2 separate regions of the Homo sapiens genome follow, and region 2 is linked to region 1. Evidence: chromatin loops called from intact Hi-C (ENCODE). Cell type or tissue: OCI-LY7. All regions are shown on one strand.

What was found. A loop is a pair of places that touch in the nucleus more often than their neighbours do. Peaks named below come from ENCODE experiments on the same cell type or tissue, not always from the same donor. Only the 100,000 strongest peaks of a DNase experiment are listed, where the experiment ranks them.
Region 2: a loop joins it to region 1, with 4 times the contacts of the local background. A loop is called at or near these places in 5 of 110 quality-filtered maps.

The regions. Positions count from the first base shown.
Region 1 is chr13:40,774,280-40,782,279 of GRCh38, reverse strand. No RefSeq gene overlaps it. Among named protein-coding and RNA genes, the nearest start is that of MRPS31, 7.1 kb to the right of the region's middle. RefSeq lists an enhancer at 4,984-5,033. In OCI-LY7, CTCF peaks have their summits at 1,319, 3,167, 4,533 and 4,751; DNase peaks (open chromatin) are centred at 379, 4,639, 4,899, 5,369 and 1 weaker place; H3K4me3 peaks cover 1,111 bases; H3K27ac peaks cover 2,670 bases.
Region 2 is chr13:40,387,500-40,395,499 of GRCh38, reverse strand. The region is part of intron 6 of LINC00598 (long intergenic non-protein coding RNA 598); the gene reads left to right. Among named protein-coding and RNA genes, the nearest start is that of LINC00598, 90 kb to the left of the region's middle. RefSeq lists enhancers at 6,295-6,374, 6,815-6,954. In OCI-LY7, a CTCF peak has its summit at 4,979; DNase peaks (open chromatin) are centred at 5,009, 5,959, 6,199, 6,629 and 1 weaker place; H3K4me3 peaks cover 2,633 bases; H3K27ac peaks cover 2,464 bases.

The DNA of each region.
Region 1 (8,000 bases):
GGGTCCACCTTCCTGGAGACATCATCACCCAAACCAGAAAAAAAGAAGGGCAAGGAAAGGGTTGTTGGACAACTGAGAATGTCCCATACAGCATATTAAGGATACAGGAAAATGCTGAGGGATATAGTAATTTTCAAAAAGCGGATTACATGTCATATGCAGGATGATCCCCACCAATTCCGCCTGTTGAAATCCCTGCCATTCACCGAGATCTATGTTAGACGCAGTCACCTCATAGCACCTGTTTCTGATTCCTGGTTCTCGGAAAGCAAATTGGAGCATTCCTTCCTATCAGTAACAAACTTCCCTTTAGTACCTATCCTGTGTTGGATGGTGTCAACCCAAACTAACTGCTGGAAATGCAGAAGTGAAAGAGTCAACGGCTAGCTTGAAAGAAATCATGGCCCAAGCGGAGGAGGAAGAAACAAGCAATTATAATCCAGGGGGGCATGCGGCGAGAGGCGTGTGGGTAGCGAGGGCATCCCAGGGGGGCATAGATGAGGGATGGAATAGAAGGTTTCAGGGGAGGCCCACAGGAGACTTCCACGCCAACATGGATTTTGCAAAGCAAGTGGCCTTTCATTAAGAGGATTAATGTAGGTTGGTGTATCACCTACCACAGGGGCTGGAAGACTTGCAATTAGGCCAGGCTCTTAGTTGTAATCAAGAAAAGCACAAAAAGGATTGATTAAAAGGATTACAAGGATATAGAGTGACTCTTCTGCTTGATGGATGGGGAGGTAAAGTGCTGTGAAGAGCGTCCCGAAACAAGGCCCTACACCCACTGCAGACCTGGGCTGCAGTGGAAGCCACTGCCACTGCCCCTTTAGAGCTCTGGATGTGATGGTTTGTGACGCTGCCCCTTCTTGTGCCAGGGCCACAGCCTGGTAACTATTGCTCCTCCAAAGCCTGGTGCCTGCGTTACCAGCATTGCCTGATACATCACTTCCACACCGCGTCCACTGCCTTGAGTTGCTCATCTCTAAGTTGGTATCTCGTGTAGACGAAGCTGATGGAGGGAGGCTCAGTCATGTGCCTGTACCCTGCTCTGCAAAGAAGCCTGGCCGAGTGAGATCTCTGGCATCTGGCAGGACTCATTCGTGTGTTAGGAAATTCCCAGAACATAGGCAGGGTTTTCAAACCCTGCTAAGCAGCCAGAAAACATGACGCATGTCCACTCTGCATGGACCGAGCATTCCAGTCCGAGGAAACATGCAAAGGCATAGAGGTATGAACCAGCAGAGCACGTTTGGGGAACGGTAGGCAGTTTGGTTCTGCAGGAGAGTAGAGCAGGGAGTGCTGGGAGAGTGGCTTGGAGCAGCCGGCAGGAGTCCCTGCTGAACTCATGCCCCCTGTGGCTTCAACCACAAGTGCAAGTAACTATTTTTTTTTGTTGTTGGGGGGTGGGGGCGAACAGGGCCTTGCTCTGTCACCCAGGCTGGAGTGCAGTGGCATGATCACAGCTCACCGCAGCCTCGAACTCCTGGGCTCAGGCAATCCTCCCACCTCAGTCTCCTGAGTACTACAGGTGTGCACCGCCACCCCCAGATAATTTTTATATTTTTCTGTAAAGATGGGGTTTTGCCATGTCACCCAGGCTGGTCTTGAACTCCTGGTCTCAAGTGATCCTCCTGCCTTGGCCTCCCAAAGTACTAGGATTACAGGTGTGAACTACTCCACCCAGGAAGGGCAAGTGCTTGTATCTTAGCGTTCCCTGCTGAGGCCTAGGAGCTGTGACTTCTCCTTGACTGGCCCAGGGCTCTGCCCCTGGTGAGTTTTAGTATCTGTCTAAAGGGATCATTGTCATAAATCTGTTGAATTGTATCATTGTTGTGAAGTAGCAAGTGTACACAGCTTCTCTCTCTCTCTCTCTCTCCCCTCTCTCTCTCGTGTGTACATATCTGCAATGTACTATTTTATAATTACATTAATAATGGTTCCCCCAGTAAAAATAATCTGAATTTAGACCCTTTGTATCTAAATATTTATATGGCACCCATCACTAGATACTTAGCTGTTTATAAACATTTTTAAAGTGCTTTCATTAAATTAATTATTCTGGTCAAACGTAGGCAGATACAACCATTGAAAGGACACACAAATAAAGGCCCAGCACAGTTGAGACACCACCTTAGGACTTAGCATGAAGGCTCTGGGTCAGACACCTGAAGGGAAAATCCTAGCCTCTCTGCTTCCAGCTGGATGAGTCAGAAAAGTCTCTTGGGGTGGGAATAAGAGGAAAGATCAGGTTCTGCCAGGTGACGCTCTAAGTACTCCCTGCTCCATGCCGCTGCTTCTCAGCTTCATGTGATTGCACCTTTGAGGACTTCCATGGGCCACATTCTAACCTTCTTATTTTATTTTATTAATTAATTTATTTCTAGAGACAAGGTCTCGCTCTCTTGCCCAGGCTGGAGTGCAGTGGCTTGATCATAGCTCACTGCAGCCTCGAGCTCTCAGGTTCAAATGATCCTCCTGCCTCAGCCTCCTAAGTAGCTGAAACTATAGGCATGTGCCACCACACCTGGCCAATTTTTAAATTATTTTGTTGGTGTGTTTGTTTGTAGAGAAGGGGGGGGGGTCCTCATTTTGTTGACCAGGCCGGTCTCGAACTCCTGGCCTCAAATGATCCTCCCATCTCAGCCTCCCAAAGTGCTGAGATTACAGGTATGAGCCACTGTGCCCAGCCCTAACCCTCTTATTTACAATAGTATTCTTTTCGTCACTGTGCCTAAAGTTGTAAAACATGGCCAACTCCCAAATGCACCATCATTCAAAGTATTTTGCCAACCTCTCTGTTCCAATTAAGCACTGGAAATTTGGAGATGAAAAGCCACACCTCATTCCATTCACTAAGAATCACAGAGCCAGGCACAAGGAGCTGGGAGCAGCAGTGCATGGGCACCCAGAGCACCAGGAAAGGGTCTGGAGGGGGCAAGAGCTGAGCCTTGAAGCAGGAGGAGGAGTTAGGCAGGGCAGAAGGAGGGAACACACCATAAGATTGCAAGGAGGTGGGGAAGCCATGACCATGTCCCGTGTCCGGGAGCTACAGGGGCTCTGGTCAGGGTAGGAGGAGAAGTAACAGGAAGGAGACTAGCAAAGGAGGTGGGGCTGATCTCGTGGGGTCTCACAGGCCCTGCTAAGAGAGTGTAGAGTTTCTTTAGAAGATGGTAGAGGGAGCTGCTGAGTGATGCAGACATCATGATGTGAACGTGGCTGTGTGGTGGAGGTTGACAGCATGGACTCTGGGTCGACTGACCAGTCCCCAAAAGCTGGCTCTCCCACCTGATGACTTTGCGATGGTAAGAAGCTCCTGTAAGCCTCAAATTTCTCATCTTAAAAAGAGAAGAATGGGCCGGATGCAATGGCTCACACCTGTAATCCCAGCACTTTGGGAGGCTGAGGCAGGTGGATCTCTTGAGGTCAGGAGTACGAGACCAGCCTGGCCAATATGGTGAAACCCCCGTCTCTACTAAAAATACAAAAAAAAATTAGCCGGGTGTGGTGGCGCACACCTATAGTACCAGCTACTCTGGAGGCTGAGGCAGAAGAATCGCTTGAACCCAGGAGGTCGAGGTTGCAGTGAGCCGAGATTGTGCCACTGCCCTCCAACCTGGGCAAAAGAGTCAGACTCCGTCTTAAAAAAAAAAAAAAAAAAAAGGGAGAATGGTGTTACTTGCCTCAGAAAAATTTGTGAAGATGAGACAATACATATAAAGCACTTATAGCCTCTAGTACTTAGTAAGTGGTCAACAAATGCTAACTATTGTTGTTACTGATCATTTGAATAATAATGATGTATATAATTTGCCTCATTTTTTATAGTTGTGATAATGGAATGAATTAACTTTGTCACGGCAAAAGAAGTTTAAAATGTTAGTTGTGTATCCTGATAGAAAATATAAACTTAAAAATCAATTTTTTTTAGAGATGGGAGTCTTGCTATGTTGCTCAGGCTGGTGTTGAACTCCTGGCATCAAGGTATCCTCTTGCTACAGCCATTGTGCCTGGCTAATATAAACATTTGTTTATTCATTCCACAAATATTGATTGACCATGAAGGATGTACCAGTCACAGTTCTAGGCTCTTGGGATAAAGTAGTGAACAAGGCTGACAGAGGTCCCTGCTCTCCCAGAGCTTACATTCTAGCCGGGAGGCTGATGATGAAAAAGGAAACCATGTAATTCACAAGGCCTGTAAATTCCACTAGGATAGAGAACGTGTTGTATTTGTACCTTGATCTATCTCAACTGCATAAGACAGGGCATATGATCAGGCACTCAAGGAATGTGTTGAATGAATGGAAGATTATTTCAGATAGTGCTGCATGCAGGAAGACAAGGAAACAGCATGACATGACAGAGTGGGAAGGTTGGCTTGGCTAGATGTGGTGCACTCCTGAGAAAGCCCTGCTGAGCTAAAGTGGATGATGTGAAGGAACCAATCGTGGGACAGTCTTTAGAATGGCTATTCCAGGCCAAAGAAGATTCCGTGCCTAAGCTGAAGGCCCGGAGGCAGGGCTGTGCTAGACCTGCACAAAGAAAGATGGAAAGGAATGAATGGACCCCACAGCACAGGGACCAATCATTTGTGGGTGTTTGGCAGACCTGTCTTTTATCTAATAGGAGACTGTTTTTGCCTCCAGAGGGCACTTGAACATAACAAATACATCTAAGGGCCAGCTTGGGTTAGCCCTTAGAGAAGCAGTTTCCCGAAGGCATAACTTGAGAGGGCCAGGAATGCAAAAAGAAAATAATCTCAGACGAAGCCTTTGCTTATTGAAATTTGCAAGCACCTCTTTTAAAAATTAAATTTTCTTGAGATAGTTAGTACAATAAGCTAGCAATGTGGGTTTTCGTACATTAGTGTTAGTTGAATAATATAGCCCTCCCCCTGGTGGACAGATGACAGAGAAGTTTGGCAGGTAGGAGAGGGGACGAAAGGCTAATATAGAGAGGTCTTGGCAAGGGTGTCAGGCCTGGGTGAGACCCAAAGCAAGGAGGCTCTGAGAAGCTAAAAGGCAACATAGAGACAGGCCAAGGGACAGGAGAGAATGAGTACAAGAAGTCAAGAGGATGGGCGGGGGGAACCAGAGTACTTTGATGTACTTTAGAAATTGACCTGAGGACAGTTCTGCCTGGTCATATCTCTGTCATCTCCAAAAATTATGTGCTAAGCACAGTTTCAGCATAGTTCTATGTCATATGCTGTGCCATACACATTAGTGTGACATGATCCTGGTCTTCCATGCACTTAAAATCCAAAGCAACTTTAAACATGAATATACTAAGAATGAGTCATCTTACGTAGAGGGGAAAGACAAGTATCTAGACAATCTAATTTGAAGGGCACGCAACCACTTCCTCTTCCGTCCCATCTCCCGTAAGTTCTGCTGCTGCGGGCCTCTCCGTGCCCCTCCCCCTTACTTTGTCCTTCGGTTTTGGGCACTAAAGACCTTGTGAAGGAGGTAATGGGCTCTAGGAGACTCATCCATCTGGGTGCAACCTCTCTGGGCCCCCACAGCCCAGGCACCTGTTGCATTACATATCTTGTTCTATTACCTGCTCCACATCTGTGATCCCTGCTGGATCAGCAGCCCCTTGAAGCAGGGAGCAAGTCATACTCATCTGTGTATTCCAAGGGGACTAAAGCTACATTTTTCACACAATGTTATACATTTACACTAATATCATCTATCTATATATTATATAAACATGCATGCATGTTCATCTATTGCTTTTTTTTTTTTTTCGAGACAGGATCTTGCTCTGTCACCCAGGCCCGAGTGCAGTGATATGATCACAACTCACTGCAGCCTCCGCCTCCTGGGTGCAAGCAATCCTCCCACCTCAGCCTCCCAAGTAGTTACGACTGCAAGTGCACGCCACCATACCCAGCTAACTTTTTTTGGTATGTTTCGTGGAGATGGGGTTTCCCCATGTTGCCCAGCTGGTCTCTAACTCCTGGGCTCAAGCAATCCACTTGCCTCAGCCTCTTAAAATGTTGTTTTAGGCTGTGTTTGATACTGTAGTTCGATCTGGTTTTTAAGATAGACCAGCTGGAGATATGTATATATATGTGTGTTCCAGAAAGAAAGAAAAAAAGTCTCAACTTGGAAGATGCAGAGACAAAAAAGCTCTTAATCCACCTAGGAAAAAAGATGGGAAATACCACATCCAGTGTAGTACCACACACATCATCCATCACCCAAATCAGGAAGCCTCATGATGAGTTACGTCCCCAGTGAGCCCATCCAGCCTCATTTTCTCCTTCTTTTTGTGACTTCAGCTAGTACACCGCCTTTGGAAAGATGTTCATAATCCGTTAATACTTTTGCTAGTGGAGCCACAAGTAAATTGAAGTAGGTAGCTGAAACTGCTGGACAACTGGGTTTATTCTGCAGGCTTATTTCACAAAGAGCAAACCTCAGAAGACTGGGGCCATTGCTGACCTGGCTAGTTGGATTTTCAAATATTGACCATTCCTGGACTCCTTGCTACAGGGTTTCATACATCTGCTGTGACATCGGACTGATCTTGTTGGATAATTCTGATGTCAATGAGAAAATTAAATGAGATAAGAATGTAAATGGTTTAGTATGCAACGATGGCAGTTAGTGGTATTATTATTCTCATTACCATATTGGGCATGTTTATGCTGCCTCCTGATTTTATTGGAAAAAGTCTTACATGCATTTTTACACAGAGGCATTGAAAGTTAATTCAGAGTTGATTTTAGGGAAAAGGATTACTTTGGACATAAAATATACAGATTTATAGACATATTCATTGGGAAATGAAGTTACATATATGGGCAATTCTAGTGACTGAAAAGCAATTAATAGAATCAATTACATTTGATTGCCTATCAAGTGCATAGACTAAGTATGATGGAAAATGGCATAAAACAAACAGCAGAATATGATACATCTTACTGCACAAGCAAAGTAGCCACAGAGCCTGTAAACCTCACTTGTGCTATGACATTCGTGTTCTGCCATCCTGCCACTTGGGAGAAGGGGCTCATTGTTTTTACCCTTTTGTGACCCACTAGCATGAACTAGTGGCTAGTTTATGCAGATTGGTAGAATAGTTTAAATTGTTCTGAATCTTTCTAGATGTATTATTTACTCACTTAGATCTTTCCAAGACGTATTATTTACTAGCTTTAAAGTGTTTCTAAGAATTAGTATAGTAATTAAGCTTAGAAATGAATCTGGGATACATTAAATATTATGGGAAAGAAGTTCATTGCGATGAAGTGAAATTGCTTGTACCATTAACTAACCTGCTACTTCAATATCTTCGCTGTGATTTTGCAACTTTGTAAGAGTTAGCCTGCTTTAGGCCGGGCACTGTGTGGAGAGAGGCCCAGCCAGCCCCTGTTTCTTCCAGCTATTCCAGCTGAGGTATCAGATGTGTGGGTGAAGAAACCATCCCGGACATTCAGTCTTATCTGATGGCAACCACATGAGGGATCAAAGTAGGGACCACCCAGCTGAGCTGCCCCGTCCACCACAGAACCAGGATAGATAACAAATTGTTGTTTTAAGATACTAAGCGTTAGGATGGTTTGTTGTGCAGCAATGGATAACTGGAATATAGGGTGATTTTGTTTCTTCATTTTCTTGTAAGGCTTGTTGAGTTAATTCGTATAGAATTTTATGAGATAGCTAGGACAAAGTCACCACTCTATATCAGGAGCAATTTCAGTTGATTTTCTATTTCTTGCCTTGTTTCTAAAAAGTGCATTTCCAGGGGTCCCTGGGAAGAAAATGACTGGTGAATCAAATACCATAATAGAAAGTTAGAGGAGGAAAAAATTTTCTACTTTCGGCTTTCTTTTTGTCACTCTCATAAATGATTGCTCTGGAAAAAAAATTACACAAGTCATATTAGTTTTTCAAAGGACAGACTTTTGAAGTTTGGGGGGAATTTATTGAAATTCTCTTCATGATTTAATTTATGGCCAAGTAGAACTATCCTATTAATTCTCTTTT
Region 2 (8,000 bases), 390 kb after region 1:
TCATGATTGTTTTAAAAGAATGTTTTCTTTCTTTCATGCAGAACTGTATATACCTAACACTTGAGCTTAACAACTATTTATATTTCTCTACTTTTATTTGTCTCTTTGCTCCATCAGTTCCTGAAAGGGGCTTATTAAAATCTAACCACAGTTGTTTTATTGCATTTTCTTCAGACTTGGTTTATGTTTTGAGACCACGTTGTTAAGTACATATACATTCATTTTATCTTCATATTCTTCTTGAGTGTTTTACCAATTTTTAATATTCCTCTGGTTATTATTATGTTTTTTTACAAAACTTTGTGTGACAATTAATTATGTTGGCTTATTTTTGGTTCAGATTTTTCTGATTAACTTTATTACATTTTTAATGATTATTAAAAGGGTGCCCTGCAAATGCATAATGCTATATAAATAAAAAAAATCTAAAAAAAATCTAATCTGATTGGTGAGTTCAACTCATTTACATTTGTACAATTCCTGTTATATTCTTTATTTTTTATAGAGATGGAGTCTCCCTATGTTGCCCAGGCTGGTCTCAAACTCCTAGCCTCAAGCAATCCTCCTGCCTCAGCCTCCAAAGGCCTATAGGGGCTTCTTTTCTTTTAGGTTCTTTTTCTGTGTCCATGATATCTGCTCCCTCTGGCATACATTGTTAAATGAGCTGTTGTTCTTATTTAATGACTCATTTTTCCTCCTGAATCATATTGCCTTGGAACTGTATTAGGGATCCTTTCTCTGTTTGTACCTTTTCCGTAACAGGGTGACTTTGCTCCTCAGAGACCTTCTTAAGTCTGTTTTGGGCTGCTCCAATGTGTCCCTTCATTTCCAGCAGGCACTGGGCTGGGCTGGCATTGCTGCATTTAGACGATGGGCAGATACTTATCTTCCCAGGTTCATGTTGGGGAAAGAAAAGGGCAGAGACTGACAGCTCTCCATGGCTCTATGCTCATCGATGGCCTTGCCCTCCTCCAGCCTAGGATGCCTTGTCTGCATAGCAACCTAGCCACCTTCTGTGTTCTCGGGTGAGTCTCACAGCAGTAACACTGGGTTTTGGGGTTCACCACATTTCTTTTTGCTCCCGGAGTATCTCAGAATTTGGTTCAGGGGAAGAAGCAGCAAAGTGCATTAATTCATCATCTCATTGGGGCTTTTTCAACTACTCTCCTGATTTGATGCACTGACTGACTGGATGGAGTTGCTGATGGATGTACAGATTTCTTGCTCTATACCCGGCCAAAAAGTTTTGGTTGTGAGTGGGAATTTCAAATTTTCTTATTCTGAGTGGGAAAATGACACTACCAACTCAGTCTCACAAATAAAAGTAAATGTAAAAGCTGGATAATGTGGCAGACCCACAACAACCCTGTTAGAGCAAAGAGATTCCATCTGTGGAAGATGGAGGAAGGAAAGGCATCTTGTTTTGTGCCTGCCTCTGTCAGCGCTACTTGGGCGCTGACCTGGTACCCTACATCACTGAGTGCTTCTCTTCAGACTTGCATACCTCCCTCAGCCCATGGATGGCATTTTCTTTCTTTCTTTCTCTTTCTTTCTTTCTTTCTTCCTTTCTTTCTTTCTTTCTTTCTTTCTTTCTTTCTTTCTTTCTTTCTTTCTTTCTTTCTTTCTTTCTTTCTCTCTTTCTTTCTTTCTCTCTCTTTCTTTCTTTCTCTTTTCTTTTCTTTCTTTTTCTTTCTTTCTCTCTTTCTTTTTCTTTCTTCCTTTCCTTTCCTTTCCTTTCCTTTCCTTTCCTTTCCTTTCCTTTCCTTTCCTTTCCTTTCCTTTCCTTTCCCTTCCCTTCCCTTCCCTTCCCTTCTCCTTCCTTCCTTCCTTCCTTCCTTCCTTCCTTCCTTCCTTCCTTCCTTCCTTCCTTCCTTTCTTTCCCTGTACCGGTTTGCATATGTGTATATTTTTTATTTTTTTATTTTAGTTTAAGTTCTGGGATACATGTGCAGAATGTGCAGGTTTGTTGCATAGGTATACATATGCATAGGTATACATGTTGCACCCATCAACCCGTCATCTAGGTTTTAAGCCCTGCATGCATTAGGTATTTGTCCTAATTCTCTCCCTCCCCTTGCCCCTCACCCCCCAATAGGCCCCCGTGTGTGATGTTCCCCTCCCTGTGTCTATGTATTCTCATTATTCAACTCCCACTTATAAGTAAGAACATGTGGTGTTTGGTTTTCTGTTCCTGTGTTAGTTTGCTGAGAATGATGGTTTCCAGCTTCATCCATGTCCCTGCAAAGGACATGAACTCATTCTTTTTTATGGCTGCATAGTATTCCATGGTGTATATGTGCCACACTTTCTTTATCCAGTCTATCATTGATGGGAATTTGGGTTGGTTCCAAGTCTTTGCTATTGTAAATACTGCTGCAATAAACATATGTGTGCATGTGTCTTTACAGTAGAATGATTTATAATCCTTTGGCATTTTCAATGGTCTAGGATGCTGCTGCCACCCCCTTAATTGGTGTCACCCTGAATGCCAGAGGCTGCCTTTGATTTGGACATCAGGCATGCCTAACGTGTAAATATGAGCACACTGCATGGTTCATTACCAGGAAGTTCCTCTTGGATAGGGAGCCTGTGGAAAATCCTTATGCTTGCTCTCTGAGACAAAGTATTTCTCTTAGAGACTGGCCAGCTTTTCGTGTAGGCAGTGCTGGCCGGAGTGAGACTGTTTCTTTGTAGATGAAAACTCCAGGCTGTGCTCTTTATATCCATGCAATATCCAGGTGGGTCCAGATGCAGGCAGGGGCCTGGCCAGGTACCCAGAGGAATTCCCACTCTCTCAGATTTAATGGTGCATAAGAAATGGGAACAGAAATTTTAAAACTCGAATTAAGCGCTGTAACTGGTGAGCACTGTGTAGCTGCGAGTTATGCAGAGTTGGGAGTGAAGTGGTTTAGAGAGGGTATTTCACTTGCCTCTCATATGGCATATTTTCAAATCTCTAACAGTAACAATGACTAACCTTTGTAAGAATTTTGTACCAGGCAAAGTGTTAAGAGTATATCTGGATTATTTCCTTAAGACACACAAAAATCATGAGATAGTCATAGTTATTAATCCCATTAGATGAATGCCAAATCTGAGAATTGGAGAGACTGACTTGTCCCGTGTCACACAGAAAGTAAGTGGCAAAGCTGCTTTGACTCAATGAGGAGTCATGTGCTTACCAACTAGCTGTATTGCTGCTTAGCACCCAGATCCTCCGTTTGAAGGTGCACTGTCCATTATGGGTTAATCAACGTTTATCGTGGGACGACTTGCTCCTGTATTGTTTTTGAGTTGCTTATTTAATAGGCCTTTATTAGCACAAGCATCTGGTCTAGAAGAGTAAGTGTTAAAAAGGAAGCAAAGGTGATGGAGAGGCAGAGACATTCTAACAGGTTTCCTTTCTTCTGCTGCCATTATTGGCCTTTTGCTCCTGGGCTTCTATTTCATTTTTCCTTGGCAACAAGCTGGGATACACCAGCAAAGACGAACACAGCCAAAGTGCAGCTGCTCCGGGGCCGTGGGTAAGATGGCCAGACCTCTACTGCCAGTGGTGACAATAAAGCCACACGTGATCCTTAAAAATTCAGTTGCTGATTTAGCTTCTCTGGGCTCCCCAGTGTGAATGAAGATGGAAAGTTTCACTTACGTTTTCCTTTGCCATTTCACTATTTTCCTCCTTTGTGTTTGGTGATCCTGAGCTGGTGTTTTGGATCTGCTTTATTTGTTCATGCTACTTTTTTCTGAGGTGGAGAAAGTAGAGGGTTTTAAGCCAGGCACCCTTTCCATTTATCTTTAGCCCAGGCATGTTTACAGAGAAATGGAATCATGTACTTCTTATTTATATTACATTTACCCATGTGGAATCCCTTGGATATTTTGAGGAAGTCAGCAAAACCATGCCATGCATTTTCTCTTTGAACCATAAGTTGTATTTAGCCAAACTAGATAAAACAATGGCCAAGGGTGGGAGTAAGTGGAGATATTGTGAGATTTTATCCTGCAAAGCTGATCCTAAGCCTACTAAAGCAACTCCTCCTGGCTCCTGGGGCTTATCTGGGAATATTAGAAGGACACTCATTTCAGGGTAATGCATACCTCAAACATGGGAATGAGGAACAGAGGAAAAGAAATAAATAAACCCACCTATTTCACCTACTAAGATATGGAACTTGGAAAAACATTGGCCGTGGCTTACAGTGAAGTTAGAATGGATTTTTTTTTCTGCATTCATTCTGAAAAACATACCTGCACAGCCTTCTTTTATGACTTGAGGACTACTTTTCAAGTAATCCAGGGGAAAGAGAGACCTCAATGATGTGATGTCATCTTGATTCTCCTTTCAATGAAAATCTCAACTTTTGTTAATGAATTAGGTTCCAACCTGTCAAAACACTGAAAATACTACAGACATTGTCAAAATGGTGACATCTAGACCTGGTACAGGTGTGAAGTTGGGTGAAGTGTCTGTTCATAACTTTTTTCCTGATACATTTTCAAGTCAAAAGCACCATTTGGGTAACAGGGAAAGGACTGAGGCCCACTAAGCAGTTTTCTCTAAGTTGTGGGCCTCCCAGTCGTGCCGGCTGAGACTCTGCTACAGGCCGAGGTTGGTTGATTGTCTTGGCAGCTAACAAAAGCCGAAGTAGGTGTCTCAGTGGGAGTGGAGCACAGCCATTGTCTCCAGGGGCTGTGTGTGCAACGGATGCGAATAGAAGCAGGTTTCAGTGAAAGCCTTATGACTGAGCTTTTTGCTTTTATTATTTGGTTTCCATGGTAAGTCTTTTCAAAAGACTTGGATAACAGTGTCTTTATATACACAGGAGAGTAATACGATGAAGGATGCTGTACATCAGCAAGGGCTCGGGAGTTTACAAAGTATGCTGTGCGCAAGGCCTCATTTGGTCCCCACAAAGGTGCTATGGAACAGGAAAGGATTATCATTGCTGTTTTGCAGAGGAGAAAATTGAGGCCCCCAGAGGCTAAAGGGCTTATTTCAGGCAATACAGTGAGAATGTTCTGCCTCGGGTGTTGTCAGGCAACCCCATGGTGGTTTTCAGAGGATGCTCTGCAGAGGCCAGGTTGAAGGGTACCATCTCAGGCTCAGTGGCTGCCCTCTCCCTTGCAACCCCACTTAATTAGATGAGTTCCCAGTGGGAGCGGTAACCACAGAGGGCATTGAGAAATGTGTGGGGCTTTTTAGTTTCAGTCACTTGAGGTGGCGGAGGGGGGACCACCAATGTTGGGGATGGGGCCCAGGAATACGAAATATTTTGTGCAACAGGACTGTTCCACAAAATAAATTCTTTCTGGAATTTTCAATAGCATCCCTGTTGAGCAACACAGAAGAGCATGTTTTTTTCTTCTTTTTAAAAATACATATTAAGTTTATAATATGATTATATTTGAGATAAGCAAGGTTTTCCCTGTAAAAGTGGACATTTGAAAATGACTGGACTACCTGTTTTTTGAGATACCTTCCAGCTCAAAACTCTGGACTATTCTTTGCATCCTTGTTTCTGGCTTTCCCCAGAGGTACCACAGAGAGGGGCTCCGACCTTTTCTCTCTGGCCTAAAATTCCAAGGTGGAGCCCTACCAACCTGTCATCAAACTGGCAGGTAGCTTGGGCTCCATGCATGGGCACTGGACCTTGCCAGTTTGAACCACCCAGGCTGGTGATCCTTAGAAACTTTGCTGCAAATTCTGCAATTCAGCCGACAATCAGGCTAAGGATGCAGGAACTGGCACCGGCTGTCCTCACTCCCCTGCTGGGAAGACCTGATACTCACAAATTCCTCCATCTACTTGAAAGCTGCTTTTCTGTGCAGCCTGGGATTTTTCAACAGAAAGTGTTAAAGTTGGGGGTGGCAGGGAAGAGGGTGTTGCACACACATGAACCTGTCTGTCACAGCCACGCACTGGTGAGAGCTGAGATGTGACAGTTTATTTGCAAACCTGGTGAGTGGTGCTGGCAACATCTCGTTCCTTCTCCAAGTGTCTGACCGGCAGGGCTTCCTTAAATGTGCTGCCGGCTGCCTCCCTGCAGGAACTGGGAGCTGCTGGAGGAGCCTGCCATTCTTTCACCAACTCTTACCTATACTTCATGACAGAAAGAGGCACCATTGTAGGTCAGGATAGAAACAGAAAGCACTTCAGTGCTGCCATCATAATGCTGACAGAGACGGTTCTCATCAAGCACGTCACACACCTCACAGCCATTCTCTGCTCCTCACAGGGGGCCTCTGAAGGGAATCTGTTTCCACTCCACAGATGAGAAAATTGACCCTTGGAACGACTCTGTAAACTGTTTAAGATCCCACAGCTTCTAGGCGATACGGCCAGGCTCCTACCCACATGTGTCTGGGCTGAAGAACATCTTCATGGCCGTTGGCTACCTTGCCTCTGAAGCTGAGGCTGCTGGCTGACTGTATCATCTGAGGGTTGATTTCTGGCCATTTATTTCAGGTCTCCTTGATCTTGTGTGAAGACTCCTAGGGTTATGAGTGGGCTAGCAGCCCAGGCTCCACAGGCTTCTTGCTCCCTGTCACATCCTGTCATCTAGCCTGGTGACTGGCACAGAGGAGGTCCTTAGCCACCCTGCTGAATGAACACACCGGACGTCTAGGCTCCCCTCACATATCTGTGCAGCGCCAATAACCACATCCTGTTGTAAACTCTGCCGCCTCGCTCAGACAGAGCAGCTTCTAGAGTGTCAAGGAGGAGGACGGTGGCCATGGGCCACGATGGCATGTGCGTGACTGCAGCAGAGAGGACGGGGCACACAGAGGACAGTGGCTGGAGGAGTCGGGTGCATGTCAGGTCATGTTTCACAAATGCAGTGGTCCTGCATTGCCTGCCCCTGCTCCTCTCGCACTCAGGGCTGGGAGGAGGGTGAAGCAAATGAGGCACTGGCTCCAGGCACAAAATATAAGGGGGCTTCTCCATTCTCAAGATGGACACTGTGCTGGGCCATAGCAGAGCCTGAGGCAAAAGGGAGAATCACTGATCCTATCATTATCTAAAATATTGATGTTTAATCATGATTTTTTTGTATTAAATATGATCTTTAAAAATATTGCATTAAAATATTATTCATCTTGATTACTGAGCTTTTTGCTGCCCTTAATTTTTTTTTTCTTTTTTTGAGGCAGAGTCTCATTCTGTCACCCATGCTGGAGTGCAGTGGCATGATCTTGGCTCACTGCAACCTCCGCCTCCAGGGTTCAAGCAATTCTCCTGCCTCAGCCTTCCTAGTAGCTAGGTTTACAGGCATGTGCCACCATGCCCAGCTAATTTTTTGTATTTTTAGTAGAGACAGGGTTTCGCCATGTTGGCCAGGCTGGTCTTGAACCCCTGACCTCAGGTAATCCGCCCACCTCGGCCTCCCAAAGTGTTGGGATTACAAGCGTGAGCCATGGCGCCCAGCCTGCCCCTTAATTTTGTACCCACGGCAAATGTCTGCTCTGCCTGACCTCATGTCTCTCTGCCCCTGCCTCCCTCCTCCAGCCAGAATGTCCACTGCCCTTGTGTTTGAAGCCTGCCAGCTACCTGTTAGCCTCAGGGCCTTTGCACAAGCCACACTCGTTTCCTGGCCCTCTCTTTCTCATATTTATGTGGCCCCTTCTCAAATCTCCTTTAAGTCTTGGTTGGTTGGCTGCTTTTTTTTCTGTCCTCTGTAGTGTAAATACCATGATATAGTTTGGCTCTGTGTCCCCACCCAAATCTCATCTCGAATTGTTATCCCCATGTGTTGAGGAAGGGAGATGACTAGATCATGGAGGCGGTTTCCTCTTGCTGTTCTCCTGATAGTTACTGAGTTCTTATGAGATCTGATGGTTTTATAAGAGGCTCTTCCCCCTGGGCTCACACTCGCACCTGCTGCTTTGTGAAGAAGGTGCATGCTTCCCCTTCCACCATGATTGTAAGTTTCCTGAGGCCTCCCCAGTCATATGGAACTGAGTCAATTAAACCTCCTTTGTTTATAAATCACCCAGTCTCG